3 separate regions of the Mus musculus genome follow, and all the other regions are linked to region 2. Evidence: chromatin loops called from intact Hi-C (ENCODE). Cell type or tissue: heart. All regions are shown on one strand.

What was found. Hi-C counts contacts between places; a loop is a spot of excess contacts. Peaks named below come from ENCODE experiments on the same cell type or tissue, not always from the same donor. Only the 100,000 strongest peaks of a DNase experiment are listed, where the experiment ranks them.
Region 1: a loop joins it to region 2, with 2.2 times the contacts of the local background. A loop is called at or near these places in 2 of 42 quality-filtered maps.
Region 3: it touches region 2 in a loop (2.2-fold over the local background); 8 of 42 quality-filtered maps call a loop at or near these places.

What each region holds. Positions count from the first base shown.
Region 1 is chr10:20,923,492-20,931,491 of GRCm38, reverse strand. No RefSeq gene overlaps it. Among named protein-coding and RNA genes, the nearest start is that of Ahi1, 25 kb to the left of the region's middle. In heart, a CTCF peak has its summit at 3,364 (motif pointing right); no DNase peak of the experiment used is centred here.
Region 2 is chr10:20,286,144-20,294,143 of GRCm38, reverse strand. It overlaps Gm48249 (a long non-coding RNA gene), which reads left to right and starts at 7,485. Exons shown (of 3, transcript XR_003948991.1): 1 at 7,485-7,569. It also overlaps the pseudogene Gm30285. In heart, a CTCF peak has its summit at 3,597 (motif pointing left); a DNase peak (open chromatin) is centred at 3,523; H3K4me3 peaks cover 414 bases; H3K27ac peaks cover 1,806 bases.
Region 3 is chr10:20,148,103-20,156,102 of GRCm38, reverse strand. It overlaps a transcript of Map7 not described here. Among named protein-coding and RNA genes, the nearest start is that of Map7, 19 kb to the left of the region's middle. In heart, CTCF peaks have their summits at 3,815 and 7,310 (motif pointing left); DNase peaks (open chromatin) are centred at 6,742 and 7,042; H3K4me3 peaks cover 2,468 bases; H3K27ac peaks cover 1,517 bases; H3K27me3 peaks cover 844 bases.

The sequences.
Region 1 (8,000 bases), 640 kb before region 2:
GAGAGTCTGTACTTCAACGTATGGAGTTGGGGAGGCTACATCATTAAGTGAAAGGTTAGCAAAGATGGAAGAGTGGGACGACCATGATCTTGGCCAGCCTAAACCGGGTGGAAAGCGTGGGTTAGCTGGAACACAGTGGCACAGCTCATTCCTTTTAAAGTTATCTGAAACAAAGGCAGGGCTTCCCTGAGCCTCGCCATTCCAGACTTGATAGATGATTATGAGACAAGTAATTCCCAGTAAAAACCATGTGCTTGAATTTGACACCAAAGTTCCTTTCAAAACATTTTAGGATAATTTCAAACCCCTCTCCTCTTGTCACTTAGGTGACTAGTTGAGATATAAATTCTTCTGAGACGTTCTTTTCTCTTTTGTTTTGGGGAGGGGTGGGTGAACCCAGGTTATTGCATGTGCTATGGGATCTGTAAGGAATGAGATGTAAACAACATAAGGAAACTATACCATGGGTGAATGTAACCATGGAAATCAAGCCTAGAGTGTGTGCGTTTGTATGATAAAATTGAAGTAAGGTAAATAAATGCCCAATGAAGTAATGTGTGAACGCCTTAGCTATGATTGGCTAAGTGTAGCTTAAATATCCCAGTCTGGCCACCGCAACTCACTCGCTCCCAAGTCCACCAACCAGGACACCCATCGGTGAACAAGCCCTCATCGTGGACTGAGCTCCAGCTGAACCCGAATGCAGAAGGACACGTCGAGAACCTCACCTGACATGCCACCATCAAGCCAGGCTAACAACATCGGGCCAGACCATCTGAGGCTCCCTCCCGCCTCTGTCCTCAATCCCGATTCGCTGACAGAATCACTCTGCCATTGAGATAATAATGCAGATTTTCCATATGTTCATTTGAGACAGGGTCTCACAGGCATGTGTGAGGTTCGTGCAGTAACTAAAGAAGGCCTTGAAGCTGTGATCCTCCTGCTTCAGCATCCAAAGCAGATTGGATTTCAGGTCTGTTCTACTAGGCAAAGTTTTTTTATCTTGTTTTTATGTTTCTGTGCCACCCTGGCATCTTCTGCCACAGACACCCATCAGCACGCTCCATGTATGTGAGGACTATTGATAGCCTTCCTAGTCATGACCAATGACCAGCTCTTATAGAAAGACAACTCTAGCTTACTCTATTTTGCCATCTAAGACTTTTACACGGGAGTCATATGCTTGGCTGACATTCACAGAACACTTTGCCTAGTAGAACAGGCCTGGAAAAAAAGAAAAGAAAAGAAAAGAAAAGAAAAGAAAAGAAAAGAAAAGAAAAGAAAAGAAAAGAAAAGAAAAGAAAAAAAATATCACCTCACTGTGGAAGCTGCAGTGTGTCTGGTGCATCACACAGGATACCTGTTTGCCCAGACAGCTTTACTTGTGAATCGCAAGGAATCATTGGTGTGGCTCTGGGCCTCTGGCTTCTGCTACAACTATCAACTACTTAAATTGTTGAATTAATCAAACATGGGGCTTCTGGGCTAGTTATTGTCTACCATTCCACTCCCCATGCAAATCCTTTCTCTCTGCTCCAAGAGGCTCTCTGCTCCACTGTGGTCGTCACCTTTCCAGATTTCCTTCCCCTTTGTCTATTGGGTGAGCCAGCTGGGGTCATGGCGCAGCCTGGAAAGGCAGGAGAGAGAGAGAGAGAGTGGTGTTGTGGAATCCATCTTTCCCAACTTGTGCACAGTTCCAGCAACGGCTGTGTTCCTCAACAGCTGGAGCTTATCCTGGGTCATCCTCTCACTGGTGCTCGGCCTTAGCAGCAGTCTCTTCATTTGCTCTTCATGGTCCATGGACTGGTAGTGGAGTCTTTCTCGCCAAGCTCTGTGTTCTGTGATCTTCACCTATCCTGTTGGTAAACCTAAATCTCTCATTAAATTTCAAAGAAATAGGAGGCCCTTTTTTTCTTTCCCTTTCTTCCTTCCTTCCTTTTTCTTTCTTTCTCTCTCTCTCTCTCACTCTCTCTCTCTTTCTTTCTCTCTTCCTCTTTCTTTCTTTCTTTCTTTCTTTCTTTCTTTCTTTCTTTCTTTCCTTCCTTCCTTCCTTCCTTCCTTCCTTTCTTTCTTTCTTTCATTCTTTCTGTTTTTGAGTATGCCATCTTTTAATTCTGACCCAGACAGCTATTTTCAAAAGAGATGAAGCACAGATTATTGGCTTTAATAAAGCCACTTTAAAGCTTTTATACGAAGATACTTACTGAAGCATCACAGTTAACAGCAAGCTGAAAACAACTTATATACAAATGTCACATCAAAATGATAAACCATTTTCATCTCCAAAGTGAGACATAGAAAGAGTAGAAAACATGGGACTAGAAGAAACAATCTCAACATGAGACACACCTTTATTGCAACCATGTAAAATTGCAAGTGTATTTGGATGAGGGTTAGACCAAATATGGAGATAATTGTGTTTGGGTATAGATTGCCTGATTTTTTAAAAAAATTAAAAGTTAATTTAAGTAAAATTTAACTCTTTAAGTGCTTCATTATCATCAGTATTATGATATAAGTATTGCGCTTAATATATATCAAGATAAATGCTCCAAGCAATGGAGAAAAAATAGTAAATATTAATATTCTTCCTCTTACATGCTTAATTATAAACCCAGACATAACTGACCTGGCTTTCAAGTTGAGCTACAAGCTTTGTATTCTGGAAATATTATTTTATGGCTAATCTTTGATAATAATCAAAGCATATGCTCTTAAAGCTAGCTTTAGAATGAACTGTAAGTAAAGGAGAGTGTGTTAGCTTGTATTCAGCTTTATTCGATGCCTTGGCTCTGAGCTTTGCAATGGGCATTCGGTAGCCTCTAGTTTTATGTGCTTGTTTTTCAGAATATCCAAGTTTCATATTTTAGTTAATATGTTCAAAGTCATAAAGTCATGTTAGCGTTCAAGGAGACAAACTAAGAGGAAAAAAATTGTTTAGCAGAGCCTTAGGTTGATTTTAGATTCTAGATTTTAGATTAGTAAAAAGAAAGTTAATGCCTCTGATGACTAAGGAAGTGCTTTTGTGATGTGCACGCTCTTCTGTAGCATTCTGAAAATGGTGTTCCAGAACACACGAACATAGTGACATTCAGTGAAACACAGCGACAGAAATCCAAGCAATGATGCCAACGCTACCACAGCTTAGATATGGTTGCTGGACATTTCCATTCAGTCCACTTTTAGGTTTTCTCCTTGTCCAATAGGAAAGCACTCAGATTCATTTTTTGCAAGAATAGACATTCCTAAGTTGAGATGGGAGTTTGGCTCTTAGGCAGACACTACCACTGAATCCCCATATCACAAAGAAAACCTGTCGGAACTCTATTCCTGAAATGCTTTATTATGGACTGCTAGCAAATTACCCCACAAGAGGTCACCAAAGCTCTAGTCTTTTGTGCGTGCTTTTCTGAATTTTGTCCTTCCTTCCATCCAACTGAGACAGATAATACGTGTCTTGGTTCTTGTTTTCTTTTGGTTTTTGTGAGACAGGGTCTTGTCTTGTAGCCCAAGCTGTCTTCAAATTCAGAGCAGTCCTGATGTTCCCGTTCTTCCAAGTGCTGAGAGTGTAGGCATGAGACTCCATGCCAAACTTTGTTTTCTACCTCAGAGAAGCGATGGAGAATCCTGGTTTATTTTGGACCAAATCAGCTTATAGAAGACTGTAGCTCTCTAGGCCAAGTCTATACCATGGGTTTCAGAGAAGTTCTTATTACAGCGTACTGTTTTTATATTTTATTTTGGGGATTTTAATTACAACATCTCACCTCTCCCTTCCCTCTAAAGCCTCCCATTCCTCTCCCTGCATCCCTTCAATGTCTCTTTGTTCACTAATTGCTATTGCATGCATATAAATACATGTACATATACATATAATCTTAACATCCTTGCCTAGTAAGATTGCAGGTGCATGTCCTGCCAGCAAGTGTCACAGTGACATCTTCCTTATGGTCTCATTTGTGGGGGCAGAGGCTGCAGGTGGAGACTTTTCTGACACCATACCTCCAGTCTCTAAATAAGAATCATTAATTTAAAATACTGTGATGTAAACATATATACAAAGAAAGGTTGTATTGTTGTGAGTTGAGGATTTAAACAACCTTATAATCTGTTTCATAGGAATGGCATTAAAAAATTAAAAATATTTGGGCTGGAAGGATAAAATATCTATAAAAATGTCAACACTGTGAATTCAGAGGCTGTTAAGCAGGATGATTTCTAAGGTTCCTTCTAGCTGGGAGATGCAAGGATTCTATTTAAATTCTCATGGTTTTGAGCTGTAGAACATTCATTTTCATTTCAGTGAGGTCTCTTTAGGTGGGGTCTTTTGTGTTTTGAATAGTTGTCTTATTCAAAACACTACAGTTTGAAATTAAAAGTTGCTCCATTTAAGATTTATTTTCTGGGGCTGGTGAGATGGCTCAGTGGGTAAGAGCACCCAACTACTCTTCCAAAGGTCCGGAGTTCAAATCCCAGCAACCACATGGTGGCTCACAACCATCCGTAATGAGATATGATGCCCTCTTCTTGAGTGTCTGAAGACAGCTACAGTCTACTTACATATAATAAATAATAAATAAATCTTAAAAAAAGATTTATTTTCTGTAGTTACCAAGATTTTGCGTTATGCTTTTAACAATAGTTATCCATTTTTTAAAATCTCTAACATCTTTTTTGATGAACATAAAGTTCAAAAATGCAAGCATAATTATGTCCCCTATTTCTTTCTGGAGAAAGAAATCATTTTAAAAGCCATGATCATAAACTATAATGCCCAAATGAATACTAAAATTCATTTCTATTTGACTTTGGTCATCTCTCAGTGGGAAAAAAAAAAGGAAAGAGGAAATAGGCTAGCCAGGAAAGTGGGGCATGAGGTGCCTCTAGTGCAGTAGTTCTCAACCTATGAGCTGCAACCCCAACAGGGGTTACACATCAGATATCCTGTATATCAGATGTTTGCATTACAATTCATAAGGGCAGTAAAATTACAGTTATGAAGCAACAACGAAAACAACTTTATGGTTGGGGGGGTCACCTCAATATGTGGAACTGTGTTAAAGGGTCGCAGCATTAGGAGAGTTGAGAAACACTGCCAAAGTGGATCAGAAGGTAAATCGCATATCCAGAATTTGAAGGAATCGAAATAAGCCATTTTAATGCCACTATAATCTGCTCTACCATCCTGGGCTAGTTTAGCTGAGGAAGCACACTGGCTATCTTCAGTTTTCTCATACTAAGCCCTGTGTGGGCACATCCAGAGGACATTTCGAGTACCCCTGGGCTACAAATAACACATCATAGGTCATCAGCTTCTAACCAGGTTTAGGAGGGTATGAGGACTGCATTCATGTCTCTCTCACTTACTTTTGGCCGGCACTGAATTCTGTCCTCAAGACTGAGGTTTGTCTTGCTCTTATGCTAAGCTCACTGAACATCTGAGGGAAAGAAGGAGCAAGAATCCAGACAAGCAACGCTGAGGCCTGCTTGTGTTCTCTTGGGGTTTCATAATTCAGACATCTGATTGCATCTTACAGTTGATGGCATTGCACAGACAGTGTCTGAGTGGCAGTCTTAAGTAATTTGATCTGTGTGAGTGCAGACCTGCTCAGAGCTCTTGATACCATCAAAACAACACTTGTTTTATGAATTGTAGTAAATGTTCTCTCTTTTTTTTGCCATCAAAACACATTTAAACATCACAGTATAATTCAACATTAGAATTAAAAGTCATCAGGCTAAAACCAGTGAAGTGGGGAGTATTATTATGTCAGCAAGACAGACACTTATCGTGGGGATGATAACCCACATTTCCTATTTTCTTTCGAATTAGTGAACAGTTTTATGAATCCTTGGAAAATAAAATACAGATTGGATAAGTTGTGTGGGATGCTGTGAATGAGATATATGTAAAAGAATTATTCCTCCCTCTGTTGCAACACATGAGACCTTTGGCCAGAAACATCAGCATCTTTTAAGGATTTGGTGGGAATAGGATCACAGGCTGCACATCACGCTTTCAAAACCAAAACCTGTACTTTATTAAGGCGCAGGGGTGATTCACAGCATGTGGCCCACAAGCAAATGATCCACAATTGTATGATCTACATGCATGTGGTCCATAACATATGATCCATAGCATGTGGTTCACAGCATATGATTCACAGTATATGATGCATAATCATGTGATCCACAACATATAATCCATAGAATGTTATCTACAACCATATGATCCATAATCATGTAATCCACGGTATGTGATCCACAGCATGTGATTCACTGCATGTGATCCACAGTATATGATCCGATTTGCAGTATGTGATCCACGAGCATATGATTCGCAGCCATGTGATCCATATCATGTGATCGGTAACCATGTGATCCATAGCATGTGATCCATAAGCAAATGATCCACAATCATATGATCTATAAGCATGTGATCCACAACATATGATCCGATTTACAATATGCGATCCACAAGCATATGACTCACAGTCATGTGATCCACATCATGTGATCTATAAAAATGTGTTCCATAGTATGTGATCTACAAGCTCCTAACAGCCTGAGAGAATGTCCTACAGTGACAGTGTCTTGATGAAAAAACAAATTGATACTAGTTAAGTAAGAAGTGCTAACAGGACCTCAGGCTCTTGCGTGTGTTACATAATTATACTAAAACAACTCCTTTTTATGTATTAAATGACAGTTCCAAGTAATATGACTCAATTACAATTTTGTCGGACTCTTCTTTTTAAACCCCTCAGTGTTTAGTAAACTAACTGCGTGGTTTGTGGATTCTGTTGTCTCAGACTTGAGGGAAAGCAGTATTGCGCAGTGTACTAAGTGTTACAGTAACAAGATGTGTGCCTCTCACACTGGGGAAGGTTTGCTATTTTAAGCAAATGTTAGCAGATGAGGATGGACTGGAGGAAGGTATGATACAGGGAAAGAGCACTCTAGAAAGGTCGAGTCACTTTCGATGACAAAAACATCAAGTCTGCTTGTCAAGAAATGGTGGCTGGAAGTCAAGTAATTATTTTCCGGGGGTGGATGGGGTGGGAAGACATGTTTTGTTGTGTTGTAGCGATGATGAGAAGAAAGCACCTCTAAAACTCTAGGAGGATTTGATGCCCACAGTTCTCTCCTTCCAGTGGGAGAACTGAGCTTGGGATCAATGTTTTGTAGAATTAGATTCTTGGATTGTGTGAATGAGGCCAGCTTCCACTTGAAGAATGAAAGCCTTTTAAGCATTTTATTATTGCCCAAAACTATGCTTGAATTCCACACACAGAAATTTCAAGTTCCCTGCATGGAGAGATGCCTGAGCGCGTGTATGCTTCTCTCTCCGTCTCTTTCTTTCTCTGTCTTGGTCTCTCTCTTTCTCTTTGTCTCTCTGTCTCTGTGTTTCTATGTCTGGGTCTCTGTGTCTGTCTGTCTGTCTCTGTTATTTTAAATAAGCTACACAGTCTATGGTCACACCACGGTACTATTGTATATCTTATTCATAGCAATAAGCTTAGCTTGAGAGGAGTTGTAAGTGATAGGTGGTCAGCCAAGGACAGGAACTTCAACACGAAGAATGTCTCAAACTAGACAAAACAAAACATTGTCCAACACATTTCCTTGCTGAACAAAGCCAGTATCCTGGGCAGGCATGATGGAGAAATGGAGGATGTATCTCCACAATTACTTTGTAAGTTCTTCAACTCATCAACACCTTTGGTAGCTTGTAACTCTCTCATTCTAGCATAAGAGACCACTTTTCTGGCACCATGTGGCTATAAAAGACAGATTCTCAACATTCACACTCAATCACAGGGCAGGTAATTTCCAGGGAAGGACCAAGGTGGTACTACTCCTGGCTTACAAATGCTGGCAGGGCTTGTGAGGTCTACTTATCTTGTCTGGTAACCCAATGGCTTGCTAATGGTATAGAAAATCAGCAGATCCTTGTTTGAGCTGCGATGGACAACTCAAGTGGTAAGAGCTAGGGAGTC
Region 2 (8,000 bases):
TTCGTGCTGTGCCAATGGTTTTTATGCAGAGCATTTCTGTTCTTTTCTTGAAACAGGACTTCCAGTTAGTGTTGGAAACCCGACCACTGCACCAAAATAACAGAACTACTCAAGTTTCCTTTCTGTGACTGCATGGTTTCGCTCTTTACATGTAGATTACTGAGCCGTGGGGAATTTATCTTTCTATATGATGTGAAACCTGAAGCAAAATTTAATCCTTTTTTCTTTTTTTTTTATGCTTTGGAGTGGTATTTTATTTATTTATTTATTTATTATTATTATTATTATTATTATTATTAAGTATTTTCCTCAATTACATTTCCAATGCTATCCCAAAAGTCCCCCACATCCTCTCTGCCCCCCCCCCCCACTCCCCTACCCACCCATTCCCATTCTTTGGCCCTGGCGTTCCCCTGTACTGGGGCATATAAAGTTTGCCTGACCAATGGGTCTCTCTTTCCAGTGATGGCCGACTAGGCCATCTTTTGGTACATATGCAGCTAGAGTCAAGAGCTCTGGGGTACTGGTTAGTTCATAATGTTGTTCCTCCGATAGGGTTGCAGATCTCTTTAGCTCCTTGGATACTTCCTCTAGCTCCTCCATTGGGGGACCTGTGATCCATCCAATAGCTGACTGTGAGCATCCACTTCTGTGTTTGCTAGGCCCCGGCCTAGTCTCACAAGGGACAGCTATATCACGGTCCTTGCAACAAACGCTTGCTAGTGTATGCAATGGTGTCATCGTTTGGAGGCTAATTATGGGATGGATCCCTGGATATGGCAGTCTCTAGATGGTCCATCCTTTTGTCTCAGCTCCAAACTTTGTCTCTGTAATTAATCCTTTTTTCTAGATGACTAGGCAATTGTCTCGCTATTGTTTATTAAAATCCACTATTGGTCCCCATTTTGAAAGACAGTTATTATAATTTATTTTATTAACAATCTAGGAAGTTTGGGGCCATCAGCAGTTCCAGTGCAATTTCAGATGCAATTGGGAATTCAGGGATTTCAGTGGAACTGTTAGTATAGCGGACCTAGATAAAATACATACGCACTTTTTTTTTTTTTTTTTGGTTTTTCGAGACAAGGTTTCTCTGTGTAGCTCTGGCTGTCCTGGAACTCACTCTGTAGACCAGGCTGGCCTCGAACTCAGAAATTTGCCTGCCTCTGCCTCCCAAGTGCTGGGATTAAAGGCGTGCGCCACCACGCCCGGCACATGCACACTTTCAGTAGCACATGTGAGGGGATCCCTCTAAAACTGACCTGGACCACTCCACATGGCCTTTATCGTCCCTGATGTTAATGCATGTTCTCTCTTTACAATAAACTCGTGGCCATCAGAAGATACTAATTTCACATATTATAGAACACTGTCTTAGTTAGGGTCTCATTGCTGTGAAGAGCCACCATGACCGTGTTAACTCATAAAGAAGAACATTTAATTGGGGGCTGGCTTATAGTTTCTGAGGTTCAATCCATTATCATCACGGTGGGAAGGATGGCAGCAGGCAGGCAGACTTGGGGCTGGAGATGAAGCTAAGATGTCTTACATCTTGGGCTGGTGATATGGCTCAGCGGGCAAGAACACTGACTGCTCTTCCAAAGGTCCCGAGTTCAAATCCCAGCAACCACCTGGTGGTTCACACCCACCCGTAATGAGATCTGACACCCTCTTCTGGTACATTTGAGGACAGCTACAGTGTACTTATTTATAATAATAATAAAGAAATCTTTGGGCCGGAGCAAGTAGGGACTGAGTGAGTGGAGTTGACCAGGGCAAGCAGGGCCGACTGGAACAACCAGAGGTCCTAAAAATTCAATTTCCAACAACCACATCAAGGCTCCATACAGCTACAGTGTACTCATATAAATTTTTTTTTTTCTTTAAAGAGTTCTTACATCTTGATCCACAGGCAGCAGGAGAGACTGAAACACCCTGGCCAGACTTGAGCTTTTAAGATCACCTCCACTGTGACTCGGGCCACACCTACTACAACAAAACCACACTTCTAAAGGAGAGAGAGAGAGAGAGAGAGAGAGAGAGAGAGAGAGAATTCTCAAGTTGATTTTAACTTTTGTTTGAAAATGTAGTTAACCTAGAAGAGCCTGAACAAAGAAGAATGGATGGGGTGGACTCATTCCACTTAGGTCTTCTCTCTCCCTCTCACTCTCTCTCCCTCCCTCCCTCCCTCCCTTTTCCTTCCTTCCTTCCTTCCTTCCTTCCTTCCTTCCCTTTCTTCTCCGAGACAGGGTTTCTCTGTGTAACAGTCCTGGTTGCCCTGGAACTCACTCTGTAGACCAGGCTGGTCTCAAACTCATAGGCACCCACCTGCAGCCAGCATTGAGTCTTACTATGAACTAAAGTTACATTTAAGTGTGTTAATGATTTAAGTATGGACAAATAGTTCCACAACCAGAATAGATAGCGTAGAGATTGTCCCATGCATGTAGGATCAAGAGGCTTCTAAGTTGACAGACAATTAAATGGAGAAATTAAATGAAACTGTTCTGAGCACACAGTGCTGTCTACCAGGATTGCTGTGTCCTGGTTAGTTTTTAATGTCACCTTGACACTAGCTAGTGTCATCTGAGAGGAGGGAACCTCAACCGAGATCAGGCAAACCCATAGAGCGTTTTTATCTTGAATATCATCTGCAGTCATTTGGACAGTAACCTATGTGATTTACTACAGTTATGTATTTCATTGTACACATGTCAATTTGTCATAAGTTGTTGCTTAGATCTTCCTGATGTGGTTTATATTTTAAGCTTTATGTATCCCCTTATTATGGTCACTCAAAAGGGGTTATCAGCTGGATGTGGTAACTCATGTTTATAACTTCAGAACTTGGGGGGGGGGGGTTGAGGCCAACCTAGGCTACAGTGTTAGTTCTAGACCATGTAGGAGTATATACGCAGACCCTGTCACAAACACTAACAAACAAAAGAGGGATTGAAGCAATCGAAATGATAGAGGTAGAACACTCAGTGTCCACAGGCGGCTCCGGTCTTCCCAGCATTTACAGGGAATTTTTGTTTGTTTGCTTTAACATTTACTGCAATTCCACTGACGATTCACAGAGATTCCTGGGAGGAAACCCTGAGACAAGGCCCAGGGCCTGTCAGGAAACTTGCCTTCCAACTCAGGTGGACAAGAACCAAGGGCTTTGTCTATGAGAAGGTGAACAACTGCCCATAATACAGGAAGGGAGGTCCGACCCTAATCCTGCCTTCCTCTCCCCGAGAAACTGCTGACATTTAAGCCACAGCAGCAGAAGAGGCAAAGATAATTGGACAGTGTGCACCTGCCTGTCTGCTCGTACATTACAGGCGGTGAGTTGAGTTTGAGACGAATCCTTTTGTCAGTCGTGGGAAGCTAAGGATCCCCTCTGGGTAAATTGAGGGGACCCTCTCTGAGCATTGTAGCCCAGCTAGATCAAAATTAGGGGAGCAGAAGCCCTTATACTGGGCAGCCTCAGTGAGGATCGTGTCTACCGGAAAGGGTAGCAAGCTAATTCAGGGAATGAAGATGACCAGACTCAGCCGCTGAAAACGGACTGAACTATCGTCCTAGTAGCTCACTGCCGCCACCTCCTGGAGATGTAGGGACTTAGCCGTGCTGTTCAATTAGGTTTTTTTGTTTTGTTTTCTTTTGTTTTGTTTTTTTTAAAATAAATCCCATTGCCATTCTCATAACTGGCAATTAATATTGACACAAACAATAACATTTATCATTTTAAAATATTATATCTGGTGGCTAAAATACTACATTCTTTTTTATTTCATTTTTTAAAGAAAAATAGTTAACTACCCAGGGTCCCATTCTGCTCCCTCAATGTCTGCAGTTTAATACGATTTTTTGTATAAGATAAATTACAAGGAAAAAAGAGCAATATTTCCGCTTACCAGAAACCAGTTACTATAATGTACACTGCAGGTGTTCTATTTGGTGTTGTTTTTTATTTGTTTTGATAAGTTCTTACTCTGTAGCCCAGAAGGGATGCAAACTCTAGGTACTCCTGTCTCAACCTCCTGAAGGCTGGATTACAGGTCTGTGTCACCATTCCCACAGAAAACAAAATCTGGTTGTCGGCTTTGAGTGTGTGTGTGTGTGTGTGTGTGTGCGCGCGCGTGTGCGCATGCACAAGCAATCCCGTTTCAGTGCTGTGTGCATGCTTATGTTTACACATCCACGCATGTGCATGCATATGCACATAAAGACCCAAAGCTGATGTCAGTATCTTCCTCTACTATTCTCCACTGTTTTTACCGAGGCAATGGTCCAGACTGAACCGGCCGGAGCTTGCGGTTCTAGCCAGGCAGCTTCCTCTAGGCAAGCTCGCGCTTTATCCACTGAGCATCTGCCCAACCCTGGTTTCATTTATTTGTAACAGTGTAGTTCAGACTGGCATCAAACTCACTGTGTGGGCCAAGGATAAGCTCAAACTTTTGATTTTGCAGCCTCCACCATGCCCAGCTGTGTATATATATATATATATATATATATATATATATATATATAACCCATTTATAATGATACTAAGAAATAACAAAGATCTAACAATCTAAGAAAAGGTATGAGCCTTCTATACAGGAAACTAAAGTTCTGTGAGCTGAGAGAGAAATTAAAGAACATTTCACCATGACCGAAGCAACTCGAGGAAGAAAGGGTTTATTTGGCTTATGTTTCCATAGCACTGTTCATCATCAAAGGAGGCCAGGACAGGAACTCAGACAAGGCAGGATCCTGGAGGCGGAAGCTGATGCAGAGGCTGTGGGGGGTGCTGCTCACTGGTTTGCTAGTCATGGTCCGTTCAGCCTGCTGTCTGTAGAATCCAGAACCACCAGCCTAGGGATGGAGTAGGGTAAAAGGGCCAAAGGGTGGGGGGGCACTTTGACCCTGACTTGATCCCAAGACCAGGGCCAAGAAACAAGAGCCCACCAATCCCTGAGCACAAAAACCCCATCCCTGAGCATACACACACACACACACACACACACACACACACACACACACACACACACATCTCATTGATCCCTGAACAGGAAACCCCACCAATCCCTGAGCTCAAGACTAGGAACTGAAACCCCACCAATTCTCACCCTGGAAATCTCCCCGCCTCCCCACCCACCCCATCCCCACCCCAAGAAGCCATATATAAAGCTTGAGTTCTGCTCAGTACTTGGTTGCTTCTATCCCCAGTATTGGCAGTCTTCTGGTCTTTTCCTCCCAATAAATCTCTCGTGTGAGGTTTGTTGTGTGGTATGACTGTGGCATTCCTTGGCTTCCTACTGCCAGGATACCTCTCCAAGGAGAGCTATAATACCTTTTGCTTGGTAAACCTCCTCCTGTTGGAAGAGCTGAAACGCTTCTGTAGGGGAAACCTTTCCCTTCAAAGCTACTACAGATGAAACCTTCCATAGTGGGCTGGACCCTTCCGCATTGATCACTAATTAAGAACAAGCTGAACAGCTGAATCTTACGGAGTCATTTTCTCAATGAGGCTCCCTTATCTCTGTTGACTCTAGCTCTGTCAAGTTGACACAGAACCGGCCAGTACACCTGAGCAGGTCTGTAGGGCCCTGACAAAGGAAACTGGTAATCCCGGGTACCTACCACACATGGATTCTAAAGCTGGCTCTGGCTGGGGTCTGTTGTGACACTCCAGGTTCCTAGCATTTCTGAGCTGTAGTTTCACTTAAAAATGGTAACTGACTCTCCTAAAGCCTACCTTAAAATGGTGAAAATTCGGGCTGGTGAGATGGCTCAGTGGTTAAGAGCTCCGACTGCTCTTCCTAAGGTCCCGAGTTCAAATCCCAGCAACCACATGGTGACTCACAATCATCCGTAACAAAATCTGATGCCCTCTTCTGGAGTGACTGAAGACAGCTACGGTGTACTTATGTATAACAAACAAAGAAAGAAAGATTAAAAAAAATGGTGAAAATTCACTGAGAAATGAGAAAGATAAAAAAGAAGGGCTTATGGGGTGGGTTTACATTAAATTTTCCCATTCAGTAATGAGTCCTAAACTGCTCTCTTTCCAATTTTATTGTAATTTTTCCTTTTGGCAAAGCTAAGAGCAGGTAGGAGTTAAACAGAGATTTTAAATTCCTTGTGCTTGGCAAATGTGATCCTGGAATCTGGTTGCTTAACACAGAAAGATTCTGAGTTTGGTAGCAATCTGGGCAACATAGTCAGGACCCATCTCAAAAAACAAACAAAACAAATGAAACAAAACTGAAAAAAAATGTCATCTTTATAAGTAAACTTACAGAGTTAGGGTTAAAAGAGGAAAAAAGATAGACATGACCTTTATGTAAAGTTTTGTTGTAATTTCATGATAATTAAGTTTATCACTAATACTATACTTCTGGTGCTATTTGCCATTACATTTTTTGTGAAAAGTATTTCATATATATAGCAATACCTCAATGGACATTGGAGCTCAAAATTATATTATTTAGTGTGTGTGTGTGTGTGTGTGTGTGTGTGCCTCTGCAACTAACATGGAAGCAAAGGAGGTCAGAGGGTAACGCGAGGGAGTTGGGTCATTCCTTGTGCCGGGGTCACAGGGTCACAGGTCACAGGGATTGAGCTCGGGTTGTCTTCAGGCTTGGCATTTGTCGGCTTGCACTGGCTGTCATGGTGGCCCCATCATGAATAAGGCTTTGTTTGTTTGCTTTTGTTGTTGCTCTGTTTATTTGTTCTTAACATGAATCACAAGGGAGAAAACAGGGGCCAGACTAGGCATGTTGGGAGACACCGCTTGGGGTCACATTAAAGCGCCGTGCTATCTATAAAGGCGATTTCTGTTCTTAAGCATCTTTGCTGTTTGTAGGAGACAGAAATACGCCTCAATGTAAAATATAAGCATAAACATTTAAATTAGTATAATGGCTTATTTCTTTAACCTAGAAAGTTGATGCAGGTGGACTGCTATGAGTTAGAGGCCAGTTTGGGCTACATACTATGTGGTGTCTAATTAGTCCCAGTGGGTTTGGGTGGCGCCTGCCAGGTCTGTAGATGGTTCTCAGTCTTCAGAGAATTGCTCTGGGTGAGGTAGTGGTGGTGGTGGTGGCAGTGGTGGCGACTGCGACCCTGAAATGTTCCATCACTGCAGAGGTTGCTTCTTTTCAAATAGAGAATGCTCGCAAACAAACGGAGAAACCACTGTCTGAAGTCTGCATCTCACGGCAAGGTCCACAGCATTCAGCGTCTAAGGAACGCTGGGAAAAGGAGAAAGAGAAGGAAAGGAGAGAGCGAGAGAGCGAGAGCGAGCGAAAGCAAGCGAGAGAGAGTGAGTGAGAGAGCGAGAGAGAGCGCACAAGTGAGAGCGAGAGCAACTGGGAGGGCCTGAGGCTTTTGCAGTGTCTGCCTCTGTCTGCTGGGCCTCTCTTGAAGTTTGCACAGTCATATCCCTTGGGTGGTTTGAATTCCAGATAAATTGAGGAGCTATGTCTCCATGGTAACAGCAGGGAGAAGAAAATGGGAAAACAAGCTAATATTTATAGCCCATGTCCGCTGATGTTGTGCTGGCTTCGGTCGTTATGCTATCGCAGGGCTAAGGTAGGAACGACATCTGTCTCTCCTGGTGCTTTAGTTCTGTTTTTTTTGCATTCTCCCTCCAGCATGGGTAGTGCTAGTTACAGCGCTTTGCCGCACTGTCCTTCGGCTGTGTCTGGTAAAAGAAACAGATTCCAGAGCCAGCTCCAGCGCTGACCTCACGTGGTTATCCAAAGTCCTCAGTTTCTTCATCTCTGAGTAATGCCTACCTTTACCAGGTTTTGGGAGGATTCAATCAGGTCGTGTCCCCCCCACCCCCCTTGCCCAGAGAGGTGGCCATTGTTATGCATATTGCTGCTGATGCTGCTTAAATGTAATCATTCTTGTTTTGATTGACAGAAAATAACTCAGAGATGTGCATCAGGACAAAGGGTAGGCATGGCGGCACACACCTGCAAACTAGCACCCAGGAGGCAAGGGCAGGACATCAGGGC
Region 3 (8,000 bases), 140 kb after region 2:
ACTAAACATTATAAGGAAAATTATAAATAGTAATTTATAATAGTAAGGCGGTAGGAGGCACATTGCTGGGGAGTAGAGCCTTAAACTGGAGAACAAGTCTCACTGCAACAAGCACGAAGACCTGGTCCCTGACAGAGATAAAGAGTTCAGCGACAGACTACAGGCACTGAGAGCATTTCACAAACTGGAGATTAACACAAAGCATTCATCTTGATAACAGAGTGAGTCCCAAGAAATGGGATCACAAGACAAGATATACAACCAGTATTCCCAGCTTGCTTTCTTTTCATTTTTCTAGATCCAGGGTCTCACTAGCTGGCCTGGTACTTACTATGTAGACTCATGGAGACCATGAGGGGAGCCCGCCCTGCAGGCCAGCATCACCACGCCAGGCTATTTACAATATTCTAATACAAAAGCTCCTTGTCAGGTCTAGGGATGAGAGTACAGATGCCCCGGAGAGGAGAGAGAAGGGCACTGGCACGGGTCCTCTGTGTGAAAGTGCGTCGGCTCACAATCTCAGAGCACAGGCTGCACAGGAAGGAAGAAAGGCCTTGGGGATAAGAGAAAAGGAGATGAAGCCAAGATGGGCGTCAGACAGACTCTAGAGCTGGGAATATAGCTGGTGATCAAGAACTTGTCTGATATGGACCTGGCCCTGAGCTCAGTTCCCAGAATCACAGAACAGCAAGCCACCAAACAGAACCCTGGGTTCTGGGCTCAACATGACCTCATTTCAGAGACTGCATTAGCATCAAGCAAAAAATATCTCACTTTGAAGCAATTACAGCTTACTTAAAAAACTTAGTGGAGTGACTAAAATGAAAACCATCAAATCAACAAAATATACAAGGGCCGAAAAGGATGCAGAACAATCTCACAGGACGCTCACAGAAAAAGGTGTACAGCCACCCTAGAAGTGGCAACGTCTTACACAATCACATTGGAGACAACAATGTAAGTATCTGCCATAAATGAAACCAGTGACGTAAAAACCAACATACGAATATTTGCAACAGTTGTTTCTCCTACCCAAACCTAGGAGTGACTGGACGTCCTTAAGTTGGGGACAGGGAAGCACTAGGTGCTAGGGCAGGGAACTACCAATGCACATCACGGTGTGCTCAGATCTCAAATACATTAGGCTGTGGGGGCGGGGGGCGGCACCCCTGCAAAGGTTACATGGTATGCTTCCACTTAAGACTCTGGGAAAAGTCAAAGCAAAGATGGAAAATAGATCAGTGGGTGGGAAATGAGCCAGAGGGAGCTCTGGAAGACAAGACTCTAAGCCCTATCGACAGTGATGGTTATACATCTATAGCTACGTTGACAGTCTACTGAAACAACACATTTAAAAAACAATTAAAAACTCCTTTACTAGCCGGGCATGCCTTAAATCCCAACACTCGGGAGGCAGAGGCAGGCAGATTTCTGAGTTCGAGGCCAGCCTGGTCTACAAAGTGAGTTCCAGGACAGCCAGGGCTATACAGAGAAACCCTGTCTCAGAAAAAACAAAACAAAACAAAACAAAAAACAAAAAAACCAAAAACAAAAAACCCACCTCTACTTATTCGAGAATTTCTAATGTATTGATTTTTTTTTTCTGGCAACTTTTATGGAACGGTCTACTGGGCTATCTCATCTTTCCAATGCTCAATCTATTAATCATTATTATAAAGGATGTGCCCCCAACTCTTGGACCAACTGAAATTCCTCTGCTAGGAGAAACCAGTGGAAACCTCAATCCAAAGTAATGGCTTTAAAATATCATTTCAGTTTTGGAATGTTTGACCTTTTTGTCCCTCTTGGGCATCTCTCACTTCTCTGACTTGGCTGTCTGTCCCTCCTCCATTTTGAATGGTTGTCTATCCTGTCTGCAGTTTTTCTTTCTGATCTTTCCTGGAGTGGCCTTCAGACCTGACCTCGTGTCTGTTCCTGCAGGTTCACCAGTTAACTATCTGGCATCACTACTGACACTTTTCCACCTTTTCTTTTACTCAGTTGTACTCACTAATATGTTCGGGTCAAGCTTAAACTAATGAACCAATTAAAAGTGGATCGCCTTGTGTCTTCTTTTTACCTGTGATCCTCTGACATCTCAGAGTCCCAAACCGGCCTCCTTTTTTTATACCCACTGACAGGCCAGTGCCTACCTAGCTCTATCCAGGGACCTCAGAGTTAAGTCTGGAGACCAAACTCTCTCTCCTTTCTTCCTCCATCTGGTCTACACAGCTGCTCTGAAAAGAAGCTCTCCTTCCAGGTTCCAGAGCAAACCGGCACCTCCCGAACTCAAGCACAGCTGTCCCAAATGGGCAGGGTAGGAGGAAAAGGACCTCCCTAGGAGAGGGTGTGTTTGTGCTAATTGTGCAACCCAGCTCTTTAATTCTGATTAACAAAGCTTTATCAAGACAAGCCTTCCTGCTCCAACAATACTGTTCTAGCCTCTTGGCTTGACCTTTGGCCTCAACATATCCATCATGCCTAACTGATTTCCCTGAACACTCACTTTGAGCCTTTCACATTTGTCCTGTCAAGAAACTTTAGCTCCTCTCCTGTATGCCTTTATTTCCCCTCCTCCTCCCTCTGACCACACATCACTCCCTGTTGTTTGGCGGTTAAGTGCTAGCTGCAGCAGGTGCTCCGGGATGACCACAGCCAGAGTGGTCCATCCTTCCTCCACTGAACCCTCACGACCCGTACACATTGGCCTGTGGATTTCCTTACTAAACTCAAAGATCATATTCATCAACCTTCCAAACTCCGTCATTTTAATAACCCATGGAAAGTACACATTCTTGGTTAAATTAGTCTAAGCCTCGATGTCTTTAGTTCTTGTACTAACAAGACTTGAGTATGTTTTTTAAAGCTCTTCGAATAATTTGTTTTCAGGTATCATGACACAAGTGTGTGAATTCTTTAGAGACCATGCCAGTGTAAATTTGCGTTTCACACACATACCTAAGCTATGACAACAGCTGACTTCTCTTCAACTTACCAGTGGTTCTCAGGAGAGAACCACTGACTTAGCGAGATGTGAAGTTTGCCCCCTGAAGCAGCAGCAATTCTAGCTTCTAGGATCTGAATTTCAATAGGGAGGGGCTTACGTCACAGCATAAGCACAACCTGAGTGTCTACTTTCTATGCTTATTTGGGGACAACAGAGGCCCTTCTGGCTTAAATAAAGATCACTTTTTACTCTGGAAAATTTCATACAAGATACATGACCACAGTAAGAAAGTCTAAGTCTGGGCTGGAGAGATGGCTCAGTGGTTAAGAGCAGTGACTGCTCTTCTAGAGGTCCCAAGTTCCAATTCCCAGCACCCACATGGTGGCTCACAACCATCTGTAATAGGATCTGATGGCCTCTTCTGGTATATCTGAAGACAGTGACAGTGTACTCATATACATAAAATAAATAAATGTTAAAAAAAAGGGGGAGGGGGGGAGTCTAAGTCTTTCCACCAAGAATCCTGATTTTTAAAAACAACAACAACAAACAAACTCCATTCTAGGTTGTAAGTAATATCTTCCAATAGAATGGCAACAGATCTCACCAAAACATATGGGCATTAATTTATTCCTTGCACATCAGACTTTGGGCATCACAGATTAATCAAAAGCAGCATGAAACTTTAGCTCTGTGGTCTTTTTAAAGGAGGTTGGCAAATGGGATTTGCTCTGTGTAGCTGATTTCCATAGCTTGGAATCATACTAGGTGACACACAGAATTCCAGCTCCTAGTTTTGTGATGTGATGACCTAGGAATTTGCTCAAAATAATATTCTAATAAAAAGGACTTGACATCCTCTAGTGGTGAAACACAAATCTGTTTCTAAGACAACAGCATTTTCTAGTTCTTGCTTCCCTTTGACTATGGACAAGGAAAATACCCCCGTAAACCAAGAGAATGGTTCTACCTCAAGAAAAATGACTTTTTAAAAAATAATATAATTGTAAAAATTATAACATCATCACAACCCTTGAGCAAAAGCTAAACATATCTGCAGAACTGTTTTCTGAATGTTGCATTGATATAGTACCCTTTAAATACATACTATGCTGCCAAAGTTCACTCTATTTGAGTCCTATACATACACAAACATAGGCCTTTAATCTTGAACATATCACAGGTATTGTTTCTGTAATAACCCGAGATTTTAACCTCAAGTCTTGAAATACAGCCTTAGCACAAGGACATAATTTAAGAACCACTCAAGGTTGGATTCTACCTCAAAGTAATTATATACAAAAGGAATACAAAGGGAATGCGTCAGGAAAGAAGTTGCTGTTTGTGGCTGAGAAAGAGGACACACAGGGAATCTGGGACTTAGGAGGCTGAGGTGGCGAGCTCGGCAGGAGGACTCCAGGAATACATGGCAAGATCCCCATCTCAAGCAAAAAAGACAAAGGAAAAAAAAAGTGGCATTTTGAGGTGGTAACTCTTACTTCTTGGTGGCAATAAAACACAGGCTTAGGTACCCCTCTCATTCAATAAATTCCATATAAACCTATGATTTAAAAATAATAAATTGGGGGGCCGGAGAGATGGCATAGCATTTAAGAGCACTGACTGCTCTTCCAGAGGTCCTGAGTTCAATTCCCAGCAACCACATGGTGGCTCACAACCATCTGTAATGGGATCTGATGCCCTCTTCTGGTGTGTCTGAAGACAGCTGCAGTGTACTCATATGAATAAACATAAATAAATAAATAAATCTTTAAAAAATAAATTGGAGTGTTTGAATGTGTATAATGTGAAATGTGAGTATAAAACTGAAGTTCTACATTCAGATAAAAGTCACAGGTTTTACACGTATAGAGCATAAGTTGTCAACATTCAAACAACCTGTGTTCTCTCAAAATAGGGTCGCCTGGATTTTAAACAATACATTTCCAAGTCAGGGAGACAGCTCTGAAGGTTAAGAAGCCTGCAGGTAAAGAGGTCTGCGGACCCGAGGCCAGTCACTAGGACCTACACAGCGTAAAGAGAACCGATTCCCACAGGTTGTTCTCCAGCTCCCCCCACACAAATACACAAAATAAATGTAGTTAAAATATGCTAAGAGCCAAGCATAATGGCTTACTCTACTGGTATTTCCACTAGAGGTAGAAGAATTTTGAGTTTGAGGTGAAGTCTGGGATAAATCAGAGTTAAAGCCTAGTATGTACCTAAATATGGAGACTGTCTCAAAAAAACCAAACTAAACCAAAAGCACACTTTACATTTCCTTTCTTTAGCATCCACCGGCACAGGTGTTGTTGAATACTAAAAGCAAAAATAGAAAAATGGGGGAAAATACATGACCAGAAATATATAATATACACACACCTATGTATTTATGTGTTGGTCATATATGAAACATGTTTATTTGAACTTTAAATTTCAAGGCAAAGATGTGGAGGAAATGTAATAGCCAATAAATTCTACTATTAATGAAGAGCGTATTTCAGGCTGGTGGATGAGTTAATGTTTAGGTAAAGGCACTTGTTGCCAAACCTAAGTTTCGGTCTGAGAATCCACTCTTAACAAGTTACCTTCTGATCTCCCACACGCATACAACGCACACACACACACCCATACACACACACACACACACAACAAAGTAAATAAATATAAAATTTAAGAAGACTTAAGAACACATGGTTGATTTTGCATCCAGTTAAGACACATGAATCGTTCATTCCTTAACACGATCGGGCACGGGATATACTCCAGTTGCAAGTTCGTTTATGTCTGAACAAGTACCAATGCAGATCTACAAAGCATTCAAGGACAAACCAATGCCTATTAAATCACTAACTTTTTACCTCCAGAAGCTGTTACTTATCTGTGTCTTATTCACAACTAAGAATGCCCTGGGCTGGGCAGCCGGTAGAGCTTCCAGCTCATTAAGCTCCCTAAACAATTACTCAGGCATCGCCTCTACACCCAGACCAAAATAACGATCACCGATCTTTCAAACGCAGAAGACAAAAATCAACCACCTTTCAGGATGTAGCGGGACATGGAAATAAATTCAGGACACTGTCAATCTTAACCTCAGGTGGAAATCGTTAGAGTTTAGGTACATTCGCAGATACATACTGGAAAACACTAAGCTCTACGGGTCTTGCGTGTTAAAAATAAGCACGCCCTCTAAATGTTGTGGTGGGGGTGGGAGGTGGAGCGAGTTTTGCATTTAGAAAACAATCACTTCTGGTTGTGGGTGTACAGAAGCAGTAACAGCTTGCAACTGCGGGGTCTGCAACTTAACATTTCTTTAAAATAACAAGGCGCCTCCCGCCCCCACGCCAAGGGTAGGAAGGTACGAGAACGGCTTACTTGGCCAAGGATTAGAACAGGGGGTTAAGAGGGAGGGTATGATGCGCAATACAGTTCCGGACAACGAAGAACAAAATCACGAGGGGGTGTGGGGGGACTTGGCTTCATGTTAAGGCGAGATGGATACGAGTGCGAAGACCTTCCGAGGCTGTGAGCTATGTCCCTGCGTGTCCCCGGTGGCTGTGCTGGAGGCAGATTGTCAACAGCGAGCCCCGGAGGCAGAGCCAAGGCTCCAGCTCTGGCTTTAGAGCCACAGGAAGAGTCGGGCTCCGTGCTCTGAGTGAAGGCCGAGTGCCGAGGTCCGGAGCCGGTCAGCCGCTCACCGCTCAGCCATCCGCCGGGCGCCTCGGCTCGGGCCCCGCTCGTCCGCCCCGCTCCCCTGGCCGCCCTGGGCGCCCCCGCCGCTCGGAGGCTCAGACTCTCACTCTTCCCGGGACCCCCGACAGCCCCCGGCGCGCCCCAGCCGCTCGGCGGCTCAGATTCTCACGGTTCCCCGACCTCCCCGGCGCGCCCCCGACCACCCCGCGCGCCCCCGACCTCCCTCCCGCGCGCCCAGGCCTGCTTCCACCTGTTGTGGCCCGCGGGCGCTCGGCGGTCGACAGTAGCGCGGACCCCGAGGGGTCGCTGGCTCCGGGGATCGCGACCCCCACCCACTCCCGCGACCCCCGCGACCCCCCTCCCGTCCGGATCGCGCCGTCACCTGGGTCGCTGTGCGTAGCGCCGTCGCCGCCCCTGTGGCCGTCGCCGCCAGCTCCCTGCTCCGCCATGGTGCTCCGATGACGCGCCGGGAGAGCCGCTCCGCCCTCTCTCCCTCGGCTTCGCTCCCGCCGGGCCCCCGCCCCCGGGGCCCGCGGCCCAGACAGGTGAGCGGCGGCCTGCGCGGGCGTGGGGCGGGGACGGCGAGCGCTGGCCCGACGCCGCCGGGGCTCGGCGCGCCCCCTGGCGGGCAGGTGCGGCGTCGCAGGCGCCCCGACGGACGAGGTCGGAGCTAGTGTCCCAGGCGGCGGGTCCTAGCCACCGCCGCGCCCGAGCGAGCGAGCGCGACGAGCGGCCACCCGCAGCCCCGGTGCGGCGGCGGCGGCGGCGTTCGAGCGCTCTGTTCCCCTTTGAACTCTGAAGCCGCCAGGTCACCGTGCGGACTGGAGTTCGTGGCGACAGTCGCCCAAGGAGCCGATGCCACGTGGAGAGCTGAAGTACACCGGCTGAGCTCCGCGCCGCGATCCCAACTCCGCCTGTGTTTTGGGAAACCTTCGCCGGTGACCCTAGCTTTTCCGTGTCTGATGGTCCAGCACGCACGTTAGTGAATCCTCTAGTGACTGGCGTGGCGTTTCTTTTTCTTCGTTTCCGATTAGTAAACTGTCTTGTGACTATCTTGTTCAGAGGGACCAGAGGCGTGGGGTAGGCAGCTTTAAAAAGAAACATTAGCGACTGAGAAACACATTTTCTGCCGGAGCGGGCAAAATAAACGATAAGCAACAAACTGCTGAGGGGGTGGTTAAGTAACCTACAGAAATGGAAACTGAAGAAGAGAGCAGCCTGCTGATTCCGCCTGCTCACACAGAGAGGCACGTGCATAACAGATCCAAAGGAGCTCTTTATCCTTTGAAACCCCACATAATGTACCGGAGACAGAAAAGTGTCAGAACACAATCCTTATTTACAAGAGCTGTCACTCTAA